Linked DNA regions of Mus musculus: all the other regions are linked to region 2. The links are chromatin loops, found by intact Hi-C in ENCODE. Cell type or tissue: gastrocnemius. All regions are shown on one strand.

Region 1 (8,000 bases), 490 kb before region 2:
TCTCTGGGTCTTCATTTTGTGGGGACTCCTGGGTCACGTGAGGTTTAACGTGAATTGTTACACTTTTCTCTTGCACACTTGTCTGCTACAGGAGTGGAAAGCAACTAGTCTGGTGATGGCTGACAAGAAACTACCGTCTCACCCCTACAAGATCAAAACTGCTTAAAAAACAACAACAAAACCAAAAAAAACCTAGTAGGTTATTTATTTATTCATTCTCTGGGTGTACAATGGAATATTTCAGAGGCTACATAAAACATTGCAGTGGGCTGAATGCAAGAAGAAATACAAAACCCCGGCTGTTTATGTTCTAGTGAGCCCAGGAGTAAAAAGATTTGCTAAAAATCAAAGAACAAAGTGTGCACAGTGGGAGAACACCTGGCTAGCCCGTGTAAGGCTCTGAACTGAACCCTGCCTCAGCATTGCTAAGGACAGCTCGGATTTGCTCTCTGGTTTTTATTTGTTTGCTTGTTTTGGAAGACACAATTTGAAAAATCTTACTAAAAATACTAACAATATCTACATTTGTTGACTTTTTTCTTCGTTTTTGAGAAGTCTCACTGTGTAAGCCTGGATGGCTGACTAGGTTGCTATATAGACTAGGCTGGCCTTGAGGTTGCTGTAATCCTCCTGCCTCAACAGAAATTACAAGTGAAAGACACCAGACACGTTGGTTTGTTTTTCAAGGAGGAGGGGATGTTTTGCTAAGAAAATATTGCTTTAAATTTGTCTTAATTTTTATTTCTAGCCAGATAAGCATTGATAGCTGTATACAACCCATTTTTTAAATAGCCCTCAATACAACTTTTAAATTTTTTTTTTATGTGTATGGATGTTTGGTCTGCATGTATGTCTGTGTGCCACATTTGTGCCTGATACCCAGGGAGGCCAGAAGGTGCTGGCCCCCTTGGAACTAGAGTTATAGACAGTTGTGAGCTCCCATGTGAGTGCTTGGAGTGGAACCCGGACCCTTTGGAAAGGCAGCACTACTCTTAACCACTGAGCCATCTCTCCAGACCCACCCCAATACTTTTTTTATGAATATAGAGAAGTCTTTTTTAAAAAAATTATGTGAGTGTTCTGCCTGTGTATGTCGATGGACCATGTGCTTGTAGTACCCACGGAGTCCAGAAGAGGGCAACAGATCCCAGGAACTGGAATTACAGGTAGTTGTGAGCCACCATGTGGGGGCTGAGAATCAAACCTGGGTCCTCTACAAGAACTGAACTGTCTCTCTCGCCTCTCTTAAAGGAGTCTTAAGGCAACATGCTAAGAGCCGGGGAGTTTATGTTTGGAGGTGAAGAAGCTCAGGGCCGCTGCTGAGAGATGAAGGCCTGTGACCTCAGGACTATAACCTTTCTGCACGGACTAGAATGGCTAGAATTGTAAACACTTACACTCTATATATTTAACCACAAAGAAAAAGGGAAATTACGGAAACGCAAAGATTTAAAACAGATGCAACTGGGAATATAACTTAGCGGTGGTGTGCTTGCCTGGCCATGTGTGAGTTCCTGTTTAGTTCCAAGGACTGGGGGTGGGGGTGGGGGCCTCCTGCAGATACTTTCTAGAGATACGTAGAGAAGGTGCATTCAGGGCGGTGAGGCCTGGGACAAGGAACATTAGCTGAGTGAGGGGAAGTCAAAGACAGTGTCTCACTTGGGCTTTGAAGCAGGCCAAACTCTAAACCGTCTGCTGAGTAAAGAAAGAAATTCATATGTGTATGCACTTTTCTGCTATTTTTGCATTTGTTTCTGGGGGGGGGGGAATGATTTTTACATTTAAATTTATTTTTGCAGTGTTGGACCCAGAGACTCATTGCATGCTAGACGAGTGCTCAACAACTGAGCCATACATATACAAGGACCTCTTGTAAAATAAGAAAATGGCCATTAAAAGAAAAATAACTGGGCTGGTGAGATGGCTCAGTGGGTAAGAGCACCCGACTGCTCTTCCGAAGGTCCAGAGTTCAAATCCCAGCAACCACATGGTGGCTCACAACCATCCGTAACAAGATCTGACTCCCTCTTCTGGTGTGTCTGAAGACAGCTACAGTGTACTTACATATAATAATAAATAAATCTTAAAAAAAAAAAAAAGAAAAAGAACAACGGCTGGAGATGTAGCTCGGCGATCAAGCCCTTGTCTGGCTTGCACAAGGCCCCAAGTCAACCCCTAGCATAGAAGAAACGATTAAGAATGGAAAAGTCCTTATGATCTTTTACTAGCGCAGTTATGAAAGAGATAACTTAAAAGTTAGGGTGGATGTGAGGCTGGAGAGATGGCCCAGCAGGTAAGAGCACGTACTGCTCTTGGAGCAGGCCTGGTTCAGTTCCCAGCACCCTCGCTGTGGTTTAGAACTGTCTGAAACTCCAGTTCCAGGGCATCCAGCGCCCTCTTCTGGTCGCTAGAGATGCTGCATGCACATGTTACACATATATCCATGCAAGTATAATACACACATAAGAGAGAGAGAGAGAGAGAGAGAGAGAGAGAGAGAGAGAGGAAGAAAGAAAGAAAGAGAGAAAGAAAGAAAGAAAGAGAGAGAGAGAGAGAGAGAGAGAGAGAGAGAGGAAGAAAGAAAGAAAGAGAGAAAGAAAGAAAGAAAGAGAGAGAGAGAGAGAGGAAGAAAGAAAGAAAGAGAGAAAGAAAGAAAGAGAGAGAGAGAGAGAGAGAGAGAGAGGAAGAAAGAAAGAAAGAAAGAGAGAAAGAAAGAAAGAAAGAAAGAAACCTCTTGAAAAAAAACGTATGGTGGGAAAGATGGTTCCATGTACAAAGGTGTTTGCCTTGCAATCCTGGTGGTCTGCGCTTGATCTCAAGGACACGGGTAAAGGAGGAAGAAGAGAACCAAGTTCACAAAGTTGTCCTCCTATAGCATGCTTTCTCTCTCTCTCTCTCTCTCTCTCACACACACACACACACACACACACACAAATACTTTTCTTGAAAAGTTAAAATCACATGACTGCACTCCTCAGAAGAAAACACTGAACACGTGTTTCTTCCTGTATTATTATTTTTTCTTTCTTTTTTTTTTTCGTTTTGTTTTGTTTTGTTTTGTTTTTCAAGACAGGGTTTCTCTGTAGAGCCCTGGCTGTCCTGGAACTCATTCTGTAGACCAGGCTAGCCTTGAACTCACAAAAATCCACCTCCTTCTACCTCCTGAGTGCTGGGATTAAAGGCATGCACGTGTGTTTCTTATAACTTATTCTTATAACTTCTTATCGATATCAAACGTAGCTACTCCTACAATACACCAGCAGGTGGCGCCTTAGCATGCTGACCACACGGAACTAAAGATAGGAAGGACCTCAGAAGCAAGAAGTGTCTGAGTCTCATGCCATCCTCCTCTCTCCTCCCATTTCTTCCCCAAGCCATAGAAAACTGGAAACCCTCTCCCTAAAATAAGTCACAAGACCCAGAAAGGCCGCTCCTCTGCCCTACCTCTCCTGACACCAGGCTATCAGATTCTCATTCCACAGAATCTTGCTTCTTGCCTATGATGGGGCAGAGTGGGCAAGAAGAATCAGAACAGAGAAGCCTATCTGCCCCCCCCATTTATTATGTATAACAGGTGGGTATATTATGGATCTTGAGCCTCCCCCAAAGGGCTTGCATATTGAAGGCTTGGTCTCTAGCCTGCTGTGCTCTTGGGGACATGATAGAACATGACGATTTGAAGGTAGGGACCTGGGGAGGAAGTTGGGACATTAAGGCTGTGCCTTTGAAGGGGAACCTGGGACCCTGACCCCTTCTACTCCATCCCCTGTTACCCAACATTGTGAGCTGAGTCCTCCTCCTACACCATACCATGCTACGGCAGGCCCAAAGCAGCCAGGCACATGATCACAGCTGAGGCCCTCGAGACTACACGGCCCTTTCCTCAGATTAAATTGTCTGTCTCTGGTGTTTCATCACAGGGATAGAATACTGGGTAACACAATTATCGTTACTCAGACACCTTTCTCGTCGAACTATTTCCCTCATAATTTAACTGAGCCTTCGAGTGCCTGTTTCTGAAGGTCTCCATGTCACATACAAGTTTGATAAGTCAGTGTGCTGTGTGTTTTCTCTTGTTATCCTGCCCGTTGCTGTGGCGAGTTCACCGGGACACCATGGGTTGCAAGGAAAAGCTTCGCTCCTCCCTGTCCTGATAGAAAAGTTCTGGCGCTTGGTTTGGTTTGATTTGGTTTTGGTTTTCAAGACAGGATTTCTCTGTGTAGCCCTGGTTGTCCTGTCCTGGAACTCCAGGCTGACCTCAGGCTCACAGAGATCTGCCTTCCTCTGCCTCCTGAGTGCTGGGATCAAAGGTGGGCACCACCTGACATAAAACAAATCTTTAAAAAAGGAAGAAGAGAAATTGTGAGAGGGAAAAAAAATGCTCAGGCAAAGGAGTCTGGGAGGGCCTTATGGGCATAGGGTGGGGTATGAAGAGTCCTTGCTGACCCTAGAAAGAATGATGTCCTCCTGGCATTTGGGAGCAAGTCATCTTGCAGGCCAGCCTCCTCTTTGGACACTATGCAACTGGAGCGGCCTCTGATCCCAGACCCACTCATGGACACATGGCTCCAGAATTATTCACCCTCTGCTCCCAGAGTTGAGTTTGCATATGAAACTTCCAATCTAACAACTGCCAAAGACAGGAGAGAGAGAGAGAGAGAGAGAGAGAGGGAGAGAGAGAGAGAGAGAGAGAGAGAGAGAGAGAGAGAGAGAGAGAGAGAGAGGTGCAACATGTAAAAAAGAATTGCAAACACACCGTTGGTATTTCTGCTCATTCTCTTATGCACAGCTTTCCTCCCTGGGCAGCCTCGGGAGCTGACTCTCTCTCTCTCTCTCTCTCTCTCTCTCTCTCTCTCTCTCTCTCTCTCACACACACACACACACACACACACACACACACACCTCATAGAAGCCTCACAGAGGCACAGGCCCTTCCCTAAGTCACAGGCCTTTGAAGCCCAGGTTCCTGAGCTGAGGGCCAGGGTTGGCAGGACCCAGTCACAGAGCCAATCCCTTCCCACACGGCTGAGACGGCTTAATCTTTGCTCCTCAAAGCTTGGGTCTGTCTTCCTCCAGTCCCTAAAGGACCAGACAGAGGCCTCAGAGGCCTTGAGCCTGGGAAACCATTAGGCCTGTGGCCACTGCCCAGGGGACTTCCTACCCTTGTCTTTGTGCCTTGCTCAGCTGAAAGTTCCCCAAATGTGGAATGACAGGACCATGAAGTGGCTGGCCTCCCTGTTGCCAACCTTCCCCAAAGTTGGCATGCTGCTGCCCTGACTTCTGAGGCCCTGAGAGAACCTGGGCTTACATTCATGGACTCCTTTCTCTGTGGAGAAGGCATCCTGTGAGCTCCCCACAGAGCAGACCCATGGTCACCAGGACTTAGCTCACAAACAGCCAGCCAGAGCTCTTCCCTGCTCCCTGGATGGTTCCTAGGAATCAGCTGCCCCAGGAGCTGATGCTAGCCCTGCAGCTCCACACCCCCCCACTCCCTCCCACTGCAGCCTATTCATGGCAGATGGGGCATTTGAGCCCAACAGACATGCTGTGCCGGACCATTAAGACCTTTGCCAGCAGCACAAAGGTGCCCCACATCACCAAGGTGCTAAATTCACATGAGGAGAACCATGTAATCACATGATCGAATGGCAGCAAGAAGCAGGCTCAGGACCCCTGATAAGAAGAAAAGAGGAGGGGGAAGGCATGTCAAGGAAGGGGGAGGGCGAGGAGGAGGCCACTGGAGAAATGACTCAGTGGATAAGAGCACTGGCTTTCCTTCCAGTGGACCCAGATTAGATCCCCAGCACCCACATGGTGGCTCGTAGCAGTCTGTAACTCCAGGTTCAGGAGCTCCAACCCTCTATTCTGGTCTTCTCAGAGGCACCGTATGCACACAGTGCACTTTATATATACATGCAGGCAAAACAAACATAAAGTTAAAAAAAAAATTCAGACAGGGTTACTGCTCTGTGTAGATCTGGTTGTCCTGGAATTCACTCTGTAAATGAGGCTGGCCTCAAACTTGGAGATCCGCTTGCCTCTGCCTTCCAAGTAAGTGCTGGGATTAAAGCCATGTGCCACCTCCATCTGGCAAATACACATTTTTAAAAAGAATATATGAGTCGGAGCTGGACAGATGGCTCAGCGGTTAAAAGCACTGACTGCTTTTCTGAAGGTCCTGAGTTCAAATCCCAGCAACCACATGGTGGCTTACAACCATCTGTAATGGGATCTTCTGGAGTGTCTGAGGTCAGCTACAGTGTACTCGTATAATATGTATATATGAAGAGAGAGAGAGAGAGAGAGATGACTATTTGAAAGTTCTTGTTTATGTCCAGAAAAAAGTCCCTTTTAGTAATGCTGAGTTTTTAATCTATGTTGTCTCAAAGTGTAGATATAAACTCGTTTAGATTGGTTATTGCGCCAACCTAGAACATTCAAGGGACAAATCCGTAGTCTGCCCCTCTTAAACCCACCCTCAGAATCTCTGGGACAGAGCCTAGGACCCTGCTTGTTTAAAATCCTGTTTAAATCTGAAGTTTCAGAACCATTACTAAGATGAACACATTTTGCTTTTTGGATCAGTGAGACCCCAGATGTGAGAAGTCAAGGCCTTAGGTCCTCGTCTCTTAAAATAAGGGTAAGAAGCTGGGCATAGCAGCTGACACCTTTAACCTCAGCATTCTGGAGGCAGAAGAAGGTGGATCTCTACGAGTTTAAGGCCAGCCTGGTCTACATTGTAAGTTCCAGGACAGCCAGGGCCATATGGAGGCCCTGTCTCAAAAACACCAAACATAAAATAGGATAATAATGATAAGTGTAAAGTTAGAGCAAGTGTAAAACACTTGTCTTAGACCAACATAAAGTAAGTGCTTAACGCTTGGTAGCCATTCTTTTCCTACTAATGGGCCTAGGTGCTTCTGTCGCCACTCTGTGCTACGGCTGTACATAGTCACTCACAATCCTGGGACCTGTTCTAAGTCCTCCAAATGGGTAGATTGGCTGCACTTTTCCATTCTATGAAAAGCTGTAATTTTACATCTGGCCACTAGAGGGCAGCATCTGCCTATCTTTTATTTTTAAATTGGTCATTTATTTTTATTCATTCATTCGTTTGCTTGGTTGGTTGTTTATTTAAACGGGGGTTTCTTTATGTAGCTCTAGCTAACCTAGAATCCCCCAGGTGGCTCAGGCTGACCTTGAACTTAAGAGCGAGCGCTAGACCTGCCTCTGACTTCCTAGTGCTGGGATTCTCTTTTATTTTTAAGTTATCTTTCTTATCTTAAAAAACACTTCTAAAACAGCATTTTCTTCCCCAGTTGTGTGGAAGGCAAGCTGGCTGAGAATTACATAGGCTTCTCACTTTGCCGCAGCATTCCGCTGATGTGCACCCTCCTTCAAGAAGTCCTTTATGACTACTGTAACTTAAGATAAAGCCTACAAGTCCACACACAGCTTATTAAAATACAGTTTATATAATACCCTAAAATACTTTTCTTTAAAACCCAGTTTTCCCAATGCCTCGAATTATAAAGTAACAATTTTGTTCCTAAGCCTAGGGTCTCCCACACATGCCCAGTGACAGTTTACTGGTCATTGCAGTGCCACACAACTGCACACCAAAATACCCCCCCACTTTCTGTCTGCACAGGCTACCATTCTCCACCCTTCCAGCTGGGGTATGTGTGGAAAAATATACAGGAAGCCTCGGGGGAGGTGGGGTGGTAGCTCCTTCTAGACTCTCAGGGTTCCCACCTCAACCAGGCTCCAGGAATGGCTTCCCACCCTGCAGAATCAAACCATTCTAGCACTTGGAAGGACTGGGTTCCCATCTCAGGAGCTAGACAGAGGTTCCCAGTGATAGCCACTCTCCAAGCAGAACCTGGAGAATGGTCAATATGTCCATTTGGGCATCCACCACTACATGAGGTCTATGTGGGAGGTTAAGAGGCAGACATGGAAAGAGAATGAGGGACAGACAGGTAGCCAGCCAGTGGTGG
Region 2 (8,000 bases):
GCACAGGTTTGGCTTGTTTACAGGGGTTCTGGGCTCTCACACTCATTGGTGCTTATGTCTTTACTGAGCTATCCCCCCCCCTAACGGCTACTAGCACACTACACTGAAATTCTGTAACTGTAAGAATTAAAAAGGAAGTCAAGCCCAGGAAGGTAACTTCACGTGCATCTTTAAAGGCATGGACACAGACTGTCTGCCACCATCAGGACGAAGAATGAACACTGACTCAGCACTTCACTGCAGGCTGGAGCCAGAACAAAGAGGCAAGAAGTAAAAAGGCATCTAGCTAGACCAGAGAAGTAAACTGCCTCTATTTGCGTATAAGGTGGTCTTGTAGATGAAGCCACCAAGACATGATTAGAATTAACAAATGAAGTAACAAGGCTGTAACATACATGATCAATACATGAAAATCAGCTCTATTTCTATATACCTCCCACCAAAAAAGAAACTTAAACTCCATATAAAGCTCTTACCAATAATTTGGTAAATAAATTTACCAGCATCAGATTGAGTCGAAGGAGAAAGGGAAGGGAAGAACATAGAGGCAGATTTTCAAGGTAGAGAAAGTGTCTGCTTTTGGCATTGGTAGGCATGAACCTAGGACTTCATGAATGTTAAGCAAACTCTCTACTACGGAGCTATGCCCCAGCTTCTAAGGTACCCTCTACACCCTACCCACTCGGGTTTTATCAGAAAGCACCCAGTATCCAGCTCACGCTGTCCTGCAACTTACTATGTAGCTCAGGCTGGCTTCCACATGCTCCTTTGACCTTAGCCTCAGCAGTGCTGGAATTACACACAAGGGTAATGGCCACTGCTTGTCGTTTAATTTTTTTTTCCTTTTCAATAGGATGTGCCACATCACCCGCCTTCCCTTTCCATCTTTAGGAGCCGAATGTGATGGCAGTGCCAAGTGTATTGCACAGGCTCCGGGAAGTCATCCTTATTATAAGCAGCTTTTGTTTGCACAGGTATAATCAGCTCCATTTGGAGGCTAATAACCCAGTTAATTTTGAATAATCAACGGTTTTAGGGATCCATTGTGCAGCCAAACCAACTATATAACTTTTTGATAGAAAGAAGCAAAGAACAATTTCCTAGCAGTGTTAGGCAGTACACCAGTTAATATGTAATGCTTAAGCACAAAACCAAATCCACTTAGCAGCAAACAGCCTGCGCTCTAAAGGCTCCCTGGGTATGAGTCTGCTGTGAGTTTAGCATATGCACAATAAATCATATTGACCTGTTTCTGTGAATCTTGACTTTCCCTGAACTAACTTATTTTACGTTTCAGAAGGCTTTCTCAGAGCCAACGGTAACAGTGTTATAGTTTAGCAGAATATGTCAAAGAGATGTATATAAAACACCCACATATCGTAACAAAATGTAGTAACAAGTAATAATAGTCCACACTAAAAACCTATTTTTCCTGCTTAAATGAGTACTTCAAGAAATGCAGGGGGGAACTGGGGCATGGTAGCGCACGCCTTTGATCCCAGCACTTGGGAGGCAGAGGCAGGCAGATTTCTGAGTTCAAGGCCAGCCTGGTCTACAAAGTGAGTTCCAGGACAGCCAGGGCTACACAGAGAAACCCTGTCTCGGACAAACAAACAAACAAAAAGAAATGAAGAAATGTAGGGGGAAAAAGATTCCAGTTCCCACATGCTATTCATCCCCCAGAGAGCAGCGTGTGTGAGGGACTGTAAAAACCTCCCCCTCATTACCTTTGTGCTCACTCACCTTCCATGCACTCATTCACAGACTCATAGTCAGCATAAGTCCTGCCCTCTGGCCTCTTGGTAGGCTGTACCAGCAAAATGGTGTGAGACTGAAGGGGAAAAACAACGTCAATGAATATCCCAACATGCGACTCGGAAATTCTCATCACCACATAAGCCCCCGACGTGACGTGACACAGATGTTAGTTACTAAAACATAACTGACTAGGTTGCTCATCCGCAGTTCATGTTTCCCTATCAGTGCTGGGCTCACAACTCCCTTAACTAAGTCAGCCCCTTACCCTCTGGATCATTTCTCAAACTCCAAATATACCCGCTCCTGCATTTTTTCTTATTAACCTTTAGAACCCGTTTTCTGACTCCACTAGCCTCTAGCTCTCTTAACTCAATAAAAACTAAGACATGGAGTAGTTAAAGGAGAACAGGAAATACTATAATCACTGTATCAACCTAAGGTCTTTCCTGACTTGAGCACAACAGCGGAACCACATTTTATACAGGAGTTACCTCCCACATCAAGGTGTAAGATAAAGTAACAATATAAAATGTATATAGTGAACACCACACTAAAGTTATTTATGGAACTATTCGTCTAGATAACTTGCCTTAAGGGGCCAGCTCATACCCAAATAATTTATCTTTGAATGTACAAAATCTTTGATTGTACCAGAGGAGCAGGACTTCACTGAAAGCCTTCCTCTCTTGCTCACTGGGGAGCCGAGTCAGCTTCAGAGTTCTCACTATATTTGGGGACAGAAATGAATTCTTTGGGTTTGTCCTGAGCCTATAGGATGTTTTGTGGCACCTTTGGTCTCCACTCACTAGATCTCACTAACACCAACTCTCTTCAAAGAAGCAAAACCCAAAAATATCTTTAAATAAGTGAAGCAGACATCCTGACCAGCATAGTCTTATATAGTGTCTCTCGTGCATTTAAGAATGATTAATTAGCCGGGTAGTAGTGGTGCATGCCTTTAATCCCAGCACTTGGGAGGCAGAGGCAGGCGGATTTCTGAGTTTGAGGTTGGCCTGATCTACAGAGTGAGTTCCAGGACAGCCAGGACTATACAGAGAAACCCTGTCTCGAAAAACAAAACAAGATTAATTAATTAAACAAATGCTAGCATGATGCAACTCCACTGCAAGCCCAATTCTCAGCCAAATTATTCCCCTTATTTTCTTCACTTGCAACACTAGTTTCTGATTAAAAAACAAATTCTCATGTCAGGATGCCCAAACTATTTTGAGATAATCCAAAAATTTAATTATCAACAAACTGAACTGAGTTTCTAAGATTTAGGCTTTCTGGATAAAAACAGAAATAAAAGCACTTTAAATTTCTTACAGCAAGAGCATTATTATTTCTCCATCCCCAGCAAGATCTGTGTCTTTAATTAAGTTTGAGAAGACTTGAGAGAAAACTCTAAGTTGGTAACAAAAGAAACCTGTAGTCATGTGAACAGTGTTTTGTTTGTTATTAATAGCCAGAGAAAGCAGGATGTGTTGTGTAGGGGCTCATAAAAGGCCAGCTACTCAAATGGTACTTTTGTTGTTGAGAAAATTAGTCTCATGAAAGCCTATTTGCATTTTTGTAATGGCTCATCCTAGACAAGCTATTCATTCTTTGCCACATTTTTAAAAATTTTAGGCAAATTAAGGAATAACTTGAAATAATATTTGAAAACTATAAACACACCTGCTCCAAATATTTCCCTTTTGTTTACTTAAAAATAAGAGGGCATAAGTACTGGAGACATGGCTCAGTGGTTAAGCCCACGAGCTGCTCTTCCAAGGGACTGGTTTTCAATTCCCTGCACTCGCACGGTCGCTTACCATCACAGGTAATTCCAATCCTGGGGATCGGACGCCCTCTTCTGTCTGTCGCAGGCACTGCATGCAAGTGGCACACAAGACATGCAGGCAAATCACCACACACCGAAAAGGAAGATCCCCAAAAGCAAAACAACAACCAGAGTGTTGATGGCTCAGTGGTTAAGAGCACGTGCTACTCTTACAGAAGGCATGAGTTTGGTTCCTAGCACCCACATCCTCCGCTCACAACCGCCTGTTCTAACTCCAGACCCAGGGGATCTCATTCCCTCTTCTGGCCTCTGAGGGCTCCTGTACTCACGTGCAAGCACAGACACACAACTTAACAAATAAAACAAAAACCTTCCCTGCCGGATTTTGGGACCAGGACCCTGGAGTCTCTTTTCAGGCTCCACTCCCAGGAGAATATAAGAAAGAACAAGATCGAAGGCTGACAAAATTGGCAAAACAGGGCAACTAAGGATACTGAAAAAGGAAAAATACTTTCTTTTTTGAAGTTCGGGGGTTAGGGGGCAGGCTGAGGCAGCACACTGTAAAGCCAATCCGACCCCCTAAGGCCGACCTACGGAGAACCGTAAGGTGACGGGTGTGTCAGTTTCAGGAAACGTCTAACACGTTCCCCGGCCATTGTTCCTACAGTCGGCTAGTGCATCTGATGAGAAATGAACGGCACCCCACACCTCCCTCTTCCAGGCAGCGATCGGCAGGGAGGGCATCGTCTGCCCACCGCATACCTCGCCCCCCACCATCAGGCGGGAGGCGCGCAGCCGCAGGGAGGAGGATCAGGTCCGGGGCCTACGGGCAGGCCCCGCGGCTCAGCGCCGGGAAGGGGAAGGGTCCACCCGCGAGCCGGGGGGAAGGGGGCGGGGAGCAGCTCCCTCGCTCGCGCTAGAAGGGCAGGGGCGGGAAGGATGGGAAGATGTACCGAGCAGGGGTGGCCCTCTAAGTTGGGGACCCCGGCAACCGCTAAGGACTCACCATCGCGCCAAACGCTCTTGCTGCAGCCGCCGCTAACACCTCTGCTGCCGCACACGAGCTCAGCCGCAACGCCGCCAACAGCCAATCCCGCGAGAGCCGCCGCCGGAAGTCGTCGAAAGCGCGACGCAAAAGGAATCTTTCAGACCATAGAGAGACACACGTTTCTGGTTTCTAGAGTGGATACTGACGCTGTTTCAGCCATCTTGGTTAAGGGCGCCGGGATGGGTAAGAGACTCTTTCTCCGCTTTAGGAAGAAGAGTTCGTTTCGGGATTCTGCCTTCTGTACTCTAATTAACTGACAGGCGGCTAAAGTGATGGGGAATACAACAGCGACACCAGTCGTCTTTTTTTTAAGCCTTTCTAAAAAAATGGCGGCAATATAAGGACCTGGCCGATAGGTCGGTTGTAACCCGGAAGTGCCCTGCTAAAGAGGAGGCTGTGAGACAATCCGGAAGTGGGAGTAATGAAGAGGTGCCACTTGGCGGCCATGGCAGCTGTAGTATTGGCGACTCAGGGTCAGGGCCTGGCTGAGGGAAGTACCATGGGTAGCACCGGGTGTAGGGCAGAGACAGCATCGTGTCGACTTTGCTGTTGAATCCTCCGACCCAAGTGAGAGACTTGCAGGACATCTTGCCCGACTCTAGACTCGGAAGGTAGTTTGCTGGGACTGGTGGGCTGGTCCCTTCCCTGGGGGCGTATCACCTGCGGTGCCACCCCTAGGAACAGGTACAGCGTGCGAAGAAGACACTTGGCTTTACCCCTCTTTCCTACTGCTACCAGGGGCCTTGTCTAGGAGCGGGTCGTCGTGACACTCTCATTCCGACGATTGAGGTCTCTTTCAGCACAATTTCTCCATCTGTGACCGACCGGAATCTCAGTGGCTGGCAACCGAGTACCTAAGATTGCGCGAAGTTTTCTCTGGTGCTAGAGTCAGCAGAAGGAGCTTGCTTCTTAAGAGAGTGGCGTGCTTCGAGAACACCCCGGCTGGTGGCAAGGCTGAAAGAAGTGGGCAAATTCCCGTTTGCTTGGAAGACCACGCGTTTAAACAGCCTAAGCGCCTTTCGAAACTGCTGGAATCTTAAAGCCTGGTGGTAGAGGGTGACTACGGGAGGGCAGAATGGATGACTTTCTCTCCATTAGTCTGCTGTCTGTGGCAATGTTGGTGGGATGTTACGTGGCCGGAATCATTCCTTTGGCTGTTAATTTCTCAGAGGTAAGACGTTCTCCATTGTCTGCCAAGCGTTAGGATGATGCTAGACCTAGCTATATTTGCAAAGAAGCTGTTTCTCAGCTCTAAGGTCTCATTAAGGAAAAGATGTAACATTTCACAGTAGAAACAAAGCTTGTGTTCAACCGTATACATCTTAACCAAGAATGGTAGATAGATGATACACTGGAGAACCTGGAGTGTTCAGAATCCTCTGAAAATTATATACCCCCACGACCACCAAAAGTTGGGGCTCTGCATTTTTCAAGAGACAGGAACCACAGTTACATTTCTGATGATTCCTGGAGGTTTCAAGAAATCAAGATATCAGATAAAACCAAATGGAGACTTACTATTTCACTGAGGTGAAATCAGTATAACAATTTCTGAGAAAAATCATGAATGTTTTTGGAGAAAAGCTTAGGATGTCAGCACTACAATCAGTGTGAGAGAAAAAAGCTACAGTAGGTTGTTATTATCATTTCCTTTCAAAGAAGCCAAGGGCTGGAATGGATATTCTGAGATTATTTTCAAATCTCTTTGTTTAGAGATAAACTTTTTGCACGCCTTTAATCCCAGCTCTGGGGAGGCAGAGGCGATAGATCTCTTGAGTTTGAGGCCAAACCTAGTCTGCAATGCAGGATGCACTTTGGGTTATTTGTTAGGTTGTCATCCACTAAGCAGAGGTTATGGGGGGGGGAGAGAAAAGATATTCTCGTCTGTTCTTTAGATCATCAGAGTGTCCTAGGTACACAGTGCTCAAAGGTTTAAGGAGAAAAAAACTACTGCATGCAAGAGAATTCCATAGTTTCATCCCCAAGATCAGTAGTAGAGTAAACCCTTGCCTCAGTTGTTCTATTCCTGAAAGGACTAACTTCCCCAGAGGAAAGATGAGGCATGAGGTAGGCCTCAAAGAGACTCTGAAGGGAAGGCATTGATGAAGGTGGAGAAAGCCTATGGTGGAAAGGGTGGTGAGTCTGGGCGGGGAGGGGAAATAGGGCCTTTAGCCAGAGAGAAGGAAGGCGTCACCTTGGCTTGCGTGTGGTCCTTTTCTATTTCCTTTTTCACCTGTGCCCTTTGGAATCTAATGATACAGTAAGTTATTTAATTTTATTTTTATTTATGGATGTTTTGCTTACATGTATGTCTGTGTACCACATGCAATCCTGGTGTCATTGGAGGCCAAAAGAAGTTGTGGGGTCCCCTGGAACTGGAGTTACAAAGTGTCATGAGCCACCATGTCGCTGGGAATTGAACCTGGGTCCTCTGAAAGAGCAGTCAGTGCTTTTAACGGCTGAGCCATCATAACCATAACACTGTTTAAAAAATTATATATATTATGTAATATGACTCACTGAAAGGCTTGGGGTATAGCCAAATGGTAGTGTTTGCCTAGAATATGCAAAGCCTAAATTTGATTCCTAGCACTGACAAACAAAATCCTAGCAACACACTCACTCAGCCATATTACAGACAAGGAAATAGGCTCTGTAACTTGAAAAGTTCAAGTATCTTGGAATTAGATAGTCTGAGTCAGAGCCGTTTTCAGCCACTGTCCACCGTGGCAAGGGTACATAGTACATGTACTACGTAGCTCATGGACAAGTCCAGCTCACAGCTCACAAACTTACTCTGGTAGCTATTTAAATTGTTACTGTTGTTTCCTGTTTTCTGTCAAGGTAGCAGTTGGATAGAGCTGGGCAGCAGGTCACCTGTCAGTCCTTGACCAATGAAACCTCTCTTTTGGGTTACTTTCCTGCCTAGGCTTTCTAGGCCACTTATTAACCATCTAACATAATGGTTTTTGTTTGTTTGTTTGTTTGTTTGTTCTTTCTTTTAAAATATTTATGTGTGTGTGTTTTGTGTGCAAGAGTATCTGTGCAGCTTGTGTGTGCTTGGTGCTCTTGGGGGCCAGAAGAGAACATCTGTTTCCCTAGACCTCGACGTGCACCACCACTGACCACTGACCAGCTGTTTGTTTTTTCAAGACAGGGTTTCTCTGGGTAGCCCTGGCTGTCCCAAAGTCACTCTGTGGACCAGGCTGGCTTCAAATTCACAGGAGTTCCCCAGTTTCTGCCTCCTTAGAGCTGGGATTAAAGGTGTGCACCTTTGTACTTCTCTAAAGGATTTCTCAGAACAGAAATGAAGTCAGTTGACAGTTGGAGCCATCAACTCTTACAGCATCAGTGTTAGAAATGATCTGACCTCTAAACCGGGTATGGCATGATTTCTCTTCACTTTCT
Region 3 (8,000 bases), 180 kb before region 2:
AGTTATTTAGCATTTCTTTGACAAAGGAAAAATGTAAGCCGTACAAAACAACAGATTCTTTAAAATGCTTTAGATCAATTCATTATAGGCAAGAATACCATCATTAGCAGGCACATGCTGCACAAAGACTGGGAAGGCTGTGTAGGCCCACGCAAATCCTCTGGTGGTGCACTCGGTTGCACATTAACCCTTTGTGCTTGCTCTTCCCGGCTCCTTGTCTCACTGAGGCACTTTGGGCACCTGGTATCGAAAGTGCGTGGAGCAGGGCAGGGCAGTGTTTTATTGTCCAGCCTATTTTCTTTCCCCTTTTCTCCATGCAGTCCATTCCCGGTCCTACTCACCAAGCTTGAACTCTGTTGTTCTCCCCCTGGTTCTTTTTGCTTTCTAAGCACCTCGACTTCTAGTCACAAACTCTACATGCATAGCCAAGTCTGCAATGTTTTCTAACAAAAGAGAATTGAGTTAACCTCCTGAGTTTTCAGCTTTCCCTCCAAACTTTCAGAATAGTATATGTGAACACTACAAAGCAAAACTAGAAAACCCCTGCTAGGAACATAGTAGGAGACTACCCAGCAACTGAAGCTGCCATTTTGCTATTTTCCTTAAGTAACATTGCTAACCCCTCATAATCTACAGTTTTCTCTACCACATTAGAAGCAGAGTTACCCATTATGCCTAAGCCACATTGGGTGCCACCTGTAGGCATAATTTTTTGCAACCTACTTTTAACTTCTCCTTTAGCCCACCATCCAGCAGAGGTAGTGGAAGAGAAAAGTTATTAGGATACAGGGGAAGTGTACCTGTTCAACAATAGTTCTTTGGGGGAAGCTCCATCTTCTTACGCAGCAGTTCAGTCCTGTAGCAAACACCAAACACAACTTTGCAGCTGCAGACCAGTCCTCTAGGCAGGCAGGCAGACAGCACACATGAACCAGCCGCTACAGTCCAGTCCAGTCCTTTCAGTCCAGTCCAGTCCTTTCAGCAAACAGACACCAGGCAGCTGCAGTTCAATCCTGAAGAAACCACCAGGATCTCCAACCACCCGAGGTGAGGCCACAGAAGTGGCAAGTTGCCGCAGGAACTTCATGAGCAGTTCTTGGGAGTGTCTCTCTCAACAGCAGTATTATAACATGTTGAGCTCAACAATGCTATGTAAGGCGAACCAATACATGCGTGCGTGCCTTTAGCGAAGAATGGTAAGGCAGAGCAAACCAAACCGAAGCTCAGTGCCCATCTCCCACTGTCTGTGGGGTCATATTTATTCTCCTTCATCAAGAGTTCTTTCACGTGTCTGCTATAGCCAATCATCCTTTCACCTGTGTCTGCTTCAGAAAAACAGTCTTTCAGGTGTTGGCTTTAGCAAGACATCCTTTCAACTGTGTGCCCCAGCAAAGCATCATTTGGCATAAATAACTTTTCTAAGAACTAGAAGTTTCTACTTAAACACAGTTTTGCTGTGTGGCCCTGGCTGTACTGGAACTTGTTGTGTGGACCAGCCTGGCCACGAACTCAGAGATCCACCTGCCTCTGCTTCCAGAGTGCCGAGATAAAAGGTGTGTGTTACCACAGGCTGGCTGAATTTTGTTTTTATTTTGTTTCGAAACAGAGTCTCATTTCTGGCTAGTCTGGAACTTTTTGATCCTCCTGCCTCAGTCTTCTACATGCTGGTTTTGAAGGCTGGTGCCACCATTCCCAGCTCTCAAACTTGCTCGTGCCTGTCCCCTTTATAGAGGACAAGTTAGCTAAATTGGTTCTCATTATCCTTCTGTTTTCTGGCTTTTGGACCATCAGTGGTTTGATCTCCTTTCCTAGGAGAGTCTGAGTTTACAGCAGACAACGACCCAGACCATGTATGAGGGTAGAACTCTGATTCGCAAGCTCTGCAGCAGTCAGCCAGCATGGTCAGGACTTGGTCAGTGAGTTAGCATCCTTATATTTTACTGACACGCCCATTTAAAGACAAGCCAGAGAAAACCAAATCAACCATAGAAAAAGCCAGTCTCATAGTTAATCCAGTAGTAGTAGTAGTAGCAGCAGCAGCAGCCCCTTGTCAATGACCTCTGGGCTCGAGGGGTGGCTCAGTGGGCTAAGAGTCCTTACTGTGAAAACACCAAGGGCTTGAGTGCAAATCCACGCCACTGTGTGGCTGCACCTGTAACCCCAGCACTGGGAGAGGTTGAGACAGGAACATCACTGGAGTGGGCCTTGCTAGCCAGGGAAGGATTTGAGGACTGGAGTTTCATATGCTTATGAGCTGCCATGTGGGTGCTCAAAGATGGAACCCGGATCCTCTGCAAGAGCAGCAAATGCTCACAATCTAGCTCACATCTCTCGAGCCACCCCACCTTGAAGTTTTATATATTTAATACACTTTGTGGGGGCACGGTTGGGATAAAGTCTTGCTTATGCAGCCCTGGCTGGTCTGGAACTTGATATATAAATCAAAGTGGTCTTGAATTTGTAGTAATACTTCTGCTTCAGTACCCCTGCCCCACCCCCACCCAGTGCTGGGATGATAGGTATGTACCACAATACTTGTCCTCTCCTCCCCACCCCGTGTGTGTGTGTGTGTGTGTGTGTGTGTCTGTGTTTTAGACTGGGCCTCCCTCATATAGCTGAGGCTGGCTGAACTTGGTCTTCTTGCCTCCATCTCCCAAGAGCTGGAATTACAGGCTTGTGCCCTGCCACCCAGCTTCAATCTATCACCTTTAACTCTCCTGTGGTGATATTTCTTCTGTGGTCTACATGTCTGTGGCTACATGTCATCTGGCCACTCTTTGCCCTCCAGCTCCAGCAGATCCAGAAGTAGCCTTGTGTTGCCTTCTTGCAAAGCTGGATTTGGAGTTCTTTATCTATTTCAACTCCTCCAAAGAATCTACTAGAACAAAAGCAGGACAGAATGACAGACTTTACTGACCTTTGTCTCTGGAAGATCAAACACCTTAAACTTTTCTCTCTTCCTTAACAACTCTCTTCTATAGTTGTATTCTCCTTCCAAGAACTTTAAATTCTTTGCTGACTCTTCTCTGATTTTCTGTATTCCCTCCTTTCTTCCCTCCCTCCTTCTCTTTTTTTCTTTAAAACCAAGTCTCTAATGTCAGCCAAGCTAGTCCCAAACTCACTACTTGTATGGCCAATGGCCTTGAACTTCTGATCTTCAGGCTTCCCCCTCCCAAGTTCTGGGGTTATAGGCATGTGCCATTTACTTTATATAAAGTGTTGGGATTATAGGCATGTACCACTTACTTTGTATAAAGTCTTAGAGTTTCTTGTCTCCTTGTCATCTTCACCTCAATCCCTTAGTGATTTCCTCCAAAACAAAGAGAATTCATATTTAACCTGTGGGTTGTTCAGTGACTTATCCCTTTGTGTGATGTGTGAGAATAGCACCATGTCTGAGAGGATTTTATAGAGTTCTAAAATTATTATGGGCATTTCCCTCAAATTTCTGTATCTTCAAAAGATGTCCTCTCACTTCTCACATTGTATGTGTGTGTGCTCAAGTGCTACTGTGGATGTTTCCAACCAGCCTCTAAGCTTCTTGAGTGGACAGAAAAAGATGAAAATTTATAAACAAAACAAAACTCCTTCCTTTTTGAGATAGCGTTTCGTGTAACCCAGGCTTACCTCAAATTTATCATTGTAGCCTGAGGTCTAGATCCCCACCACTGCATAAACGGGGTGTGGTGGCCCAAGCCTGCCTGTAATCCTAACACTTGGGAGATGGAAGCTGGAAGATCAGGAATCTAAGGTCACCTTTGCTCACATTTTGAGAGTTGAGAGCCAGATTGTGCTACACAACACCCTGCTTTAACCCCCTTAAAAAAAAAATCAATCCTGAATGAATGGTTTCATATATAGACAATATTGTGGTTGTTATGAGGATATAGGGACCAGGAGAGATGACAACAGTAAAGAGCACTGGTTGCTCTTCTGGAGGACCCAGGTTCAATTAACAGCCCCCACACAATAGCTCAACACTTTCTATAATTTTTTTTCCTTTTCTTTTCTTTCTTTCTTTTTTTTTTTTTTGGTTTTTTGAGACAGGGTTTCTCTGTGTAGCTCTGGCTGTTCTGGAACTCACTCTGTAGACCAGGCTGGCCTCGAACTCAGAAATCCACGCCGGCTCTATAAATCTTTTCCAGGGGCTCAACGCCCTCTTCTGGCATCTTCAGACATGTACGAGAGGGGAGAGGGAGAGAGGGAGAGGGAGGGAGAGAGAGGGAGATGGGGAGAGGGGAGAGAGAGAGAGAGAGAGAGAGAGAGAGAGAGAGAGAGAGAGAGAGGGAGAGAGAGAGAGAGAGAGAGAGAGAGAGAGAGAGAGAGAGAGAGAGAGAGAGAGAGAGAGAGAGAGAGAGATTAATGGCTATAATATATAACGCGAATGAAGAGCACATTCTGTAAACAGTTTCCTTATTTTCCCGCTCGAATATAAGAAAATTAATGGGGGTGGGTGGGTATGGGGGACTTTTGGTATAGCATTGGAAATGTAAATGAGCTAAATACCTAATAAAAAAATGGAAAAAAAATAAGAAAATTAATGTAGTGGAGAAACGCTACCCTGGGTAAAAGAGAAAAAATGTCCTGTGTTGCATTTGTGAGCGAAAGTTCAATAGGCTTCTTCCTTCAAAGCCAAAACCAAAAGACGAAGCGGCATCTCAGAAAACACCACTTTTCTGAAGACATTAAGTCTTCGCAATTATAACCCTCCTTCCCCATCCTTTAACCGAGAACCTGGGGAGGAAATGCTGCCCTAGCGGCTTCCGTACAAAATGGCGCGGCCCATAGGCACACACCACGGGGGTTGTATCCTCCTGGCCAGCCACTGGGCCGGAAGTGGCTACGGCTTTTATGCATCCGGGTGGGTGCGCCCAGACCGCCGCGGGGGTTCCAGCTTGTCAGCGTGGGGTGCCGCAGGTGTTCGGTCGAGGCTGGAGGCCGCAGGTAAGGGAAGCTCGGGTTGGCAAAGTCCTCTCTGGGGTTGTGTGGCAGGCAGAGGGGTTTCCAGCGCGGCTCGAGAGGGTGGTGATGCTGAAGGGACCACTTTGCGCGTGGGCGACTGTTGGGCTGCAGAGGTGCCCAGGCGTTGTTGGCACTGCCCCTCTCCCCGCCCTGAGGCGCGGCCTCTTGGCCCCTCACTCTCGGTGTGGGCGGTTGAGCCCTCAGGTTCGGGGAGGACTCGTCCCGCCATTGGTCCCCAAGCCTTCCCGGGCCGCCCCTTTCCATCCGCCCGTCTCCTCGTCAGGAGCATCCACCAACCCTTCAAGGCTTTCTGACCTCGTCAGTTAAAAAGCAGCCCCCGCCGGGGTTCCTCCGGGCTTCGGGGGACCCGCCCCACCCGGGACCTGCGGGGCCACATCGCTCGCCGCCCGTCGATTTGCTGGGCACCACCTCTGGCTTTGGCTTTTCACCTTTGGCTTTGGCTTTTTTTTTTTGGCGGGGCAGATCAAACTAGAACTTTAAATCTTATTTATTAAAAATGGACAGCTGTTCACCAAAATTCAGACAACTCAAGTATTTATAAGCTTTGGTACACGATTGGACGCAAATTCCCTTATGTAACCATTCCTTAGAAACACAGAACTGTTTTGTTTTTAGTAACTTTTTTTTCTTTTTTTCTTTTTTTTTTTTTCTTTTTTAAAGAACTGGAGTAGTGGGGAGGGGGAGGGTCTCTCGCTATGTAGCCCTTTCTGGCCTGGAACTCAGGGATCTGTTGGCCTCTGCCAAGTGCTGGGATTAAGTCAAGATTTATTTTTGTTTATGTGTGTGCGTTATTTGGAGCCGGAGTTGCAGCCGCCTGTGAGCTGCCTGGTGGGAGGGAGTGTGCTAGGAGCTGAATTTGCGTCCTCTGGAAAAGTAGCTGGTGCTGTTGAATTATTTTGTTGAAAATACATCTTTTTCTCTTCACATAATATATTCCGACTGTGGTATCCACTTCCTCCACCCCTTCCAGTTCCTCCCCACCTCCCTTCCCATCCGAATCCACTCCCTTTCTGTCTCAATTAGAAAACAAACAGGCTTCTAAGGGGTTATAATAAAATCGAACAAAATAAAATATAAGCTAAATAAAACCATCAAATCAAAATTGGACAAGACAAACAGCAAAGACACCAAGAGAAGACATACGAGTCAGAGACCTGCTTGTTTGAATCCTCAGGGATCCCATAAAAACACTAAACTGGAAGCTGTAACTTAGTGGAGGACCTGTTGAACTCCTGCGTGGGCCCTGGGCATGAAGCCCCAGCCTCTCATGAGTTCCTATGAGCTTTGTTGAGTTCATGTAGAGGGTCTTGTTTTTTAGTGTCCTTCATCCCCTGTGGCTCTTACACTCTTTCCACCTCCTCTTTGGGGTGTGGGGTCCCTAAGCCCTGAGGGGAAGGGTTTGATGGGAGGCACCACATTTAGAGCTGAGTGTTCGAGGTTTGTCACTGTCTTAGTTAGGGTTTTACTGCTGTGAACAGACACCATGACCAAGGCAAGTCTTATAAAAACAACATTTGATTGGGGCTGGCTTACAGGTTCAGAGGTTAAGTCCATTATCATCAAGGTAGGAGCATGGCAGTATCCAGGCAGGCATGGTGCAGGCAGAGCTTAGAGTTCTATGTCTTCATCCAAAGGCTGCTAGTGGAAGACTGACTTCCAGGCAACTAGGGTGAGGATCTTAAGCCCACGCCCACAGTGACCCATCTATTCCAACAAGGCCACACCTCCAAATGGTGCCATTCCCTGGCCCAAGAATATACAAACCATCACAGTCACTCTGCACAGTGTCCAGCTGTGGGTCTCAGTATTCACATTCTGCTACAGGAGAAAACTCTTGATAAAAGCTGAACTGATCTAGGAGTATAGCAGTATGTCATTAGGAGTCATTTTACTGCCTCCCCCTTTATGAAGAGTGGTATTTGTTCTCACCCAGGTCCCTGGATTATCTAGTTTCTTGCTGTTGGTCACCACAAGCAATGTTGGGTATAGGTTCCATCTCAGAGAGGGAGCTTTAAGTCAGATGAGATGTTGGTCAGTTATTCCATGAGCTTTGTTGTCACCACTGCCCTAGCATATTTTGGAGGCAGGACGCCACTGTAGATCAGAGGATTTGTGGCTGGCTTGATGTTTCTCTTTTGGTGGCATGTAGAGTACTTTCCTTCCTGTACCAAAGGCACTAAACCATAGGGGTGAAGGCTCTACGTGGGCGCTAGCTTGTTTCTCCATGTTCAGTGAGTTCAGCAGTGGGGCTTTGGAGTTAGTTTCTGGAGAGCAACCCATAGTCTTGGCAACAGACTCAGTTGTTTGGGGATGAGACGTCTTTGGCCAACAATTCAATTAGGTGTAACCCAGTCCTAGTACCAGAAGCTTCATTTGGTGACAAGGTACCTGGCTGGGACTCTGTCTCCCCCATTATTTGGCTATTATATTTAGATCATCTTTATATATTTATTTATTGTAGGAAGCTTCTATTGTATTTGGTTTCCATACTAATTTTAATTGTCTCCCCCATATTCCCTACCTCTTCCCACTTGATTCTCCTGTTCTAGCCCCCACCTCATCCATCTATAACTATTCTGTTTTCTTTTCCTAACGAGAGCTTTCTATCCCCCTTATACCCCAACTCTATATCTAATCTTAGTGGTTCTATGGACAGTAGCTTGGTTATCATTGACTTAACTAATATCTACATATAATTGAATATTCACTATATGCAAGTGCTAACTGAAATAATTATATACAATAATGAATTTTATTATAACATTTTCATACATGTATACTACCTATTTATGTGTATTGTGATGATAAAAGAGATAGCAACTAAAAAGTTTTAATAATTATCTAAATTAAAAAGCATAGTAAAAAAGTTATAAAGAAAAAGTATTTAGTCAAGTTTAGTTTGTTTCCTTTTCCTTCTTTCTTTCTTTCTTTCTTTTTTTTTTTTTTTTTTTTTTTTTTTGGTTTTTCAAGACAGGGTTTCTCTGTGTAGCCCTGGCTGTCCTGGAACTCACTCTGTA

The links. A loop is a pair of places that touch in the nucleus more often than their neighbours do. Peaks named below come from ENCODE experiments on the same cell type or tissue, not always from the same donor. Only the 100,000 strongest peaks of a DNase experiment are listed, where the experiment ranks them.
Region 1: it touches region 2 in a loop (4-fold over the local background); 5 of 42 quality-filtered maps call a loop at or near these places.
Region 3: a loop joins it to region 2, with 2.4 times the contacts of the local background. A loop is called at or near these places in 3 of 42 quality-filtered maps.

What each region holds. Positions count from the first base shown.
Region 1 is chr12:80,150,897-80,158,896 of GRCm38, forward strand. No RefSeq gene overlaps it. Among named protein-coding and RNA genes, the nearest start is that of 2310015A10Rik, 22 kb to the left of the region's middle. In gastrocnemius, CTCF peaks have their summits at 1,122 (motif pointing right), 2,365 (motif pointing left), 3,257 (motif pointing right) and 7,038 (motif pointing right); a DNase peak (open chromatin) is centred at 3,268; H3K4me3 peaks cover 412 bases.
Region 2 is chr12:80,639,214-80,647,213 of GRCm38, forward strand. Erh (ERH mRNA splicing and mitosis factor) reads right to left here and starts at 4,898. Exons shown (of 4, transcript NM_007951.4): 1 at 4,551-4,898; 2 at 1,744-1,831. The coding sequence starts at 4,553. It overlaps Slc39a9 (solute carrier family 39 (zinc transporter), member 9), which reads left to right and starts at 5,002. Exons shown (of 7, transcript NM_026244.2): 1 at 5,002-5,763. The coding sequence starts at 5,668. In gastrocnemius, a CTCF peak has its summit at 3,619 (motif pointing left); DNase peaks (open chromatin) are centred at 3,625, 4,644 and 5,010; H3K4me3 peaks cover 4,080 bases; H3K27ac peaks cover 2,108 bases.
Region 3 is chr12:80,458,337-80,466,336 of GRCm38, forward strand. Exd2 (exonuclease 3'-5' domain containing 2) reads left to right here and starts at 4,759. Exons shown (of 9, transcript NM_133798.3): 1 at 4,759-4,944. It overlaps Gm46363 (a long non-coding RNA gene), which reads right to left and starts at 790. Exons shown (of 2, transcript XR_001780646.1): 1 at 342-790. In gastrocnemius, a CTCF peak has its summit at 4,755; DNase peaks (open chromatin) are centred at 4,160, 4,855, 5,170 and 5,753; H3K4me3 peaks cover 2,142 bases; H3K27ac peaks cover 3,127 bases.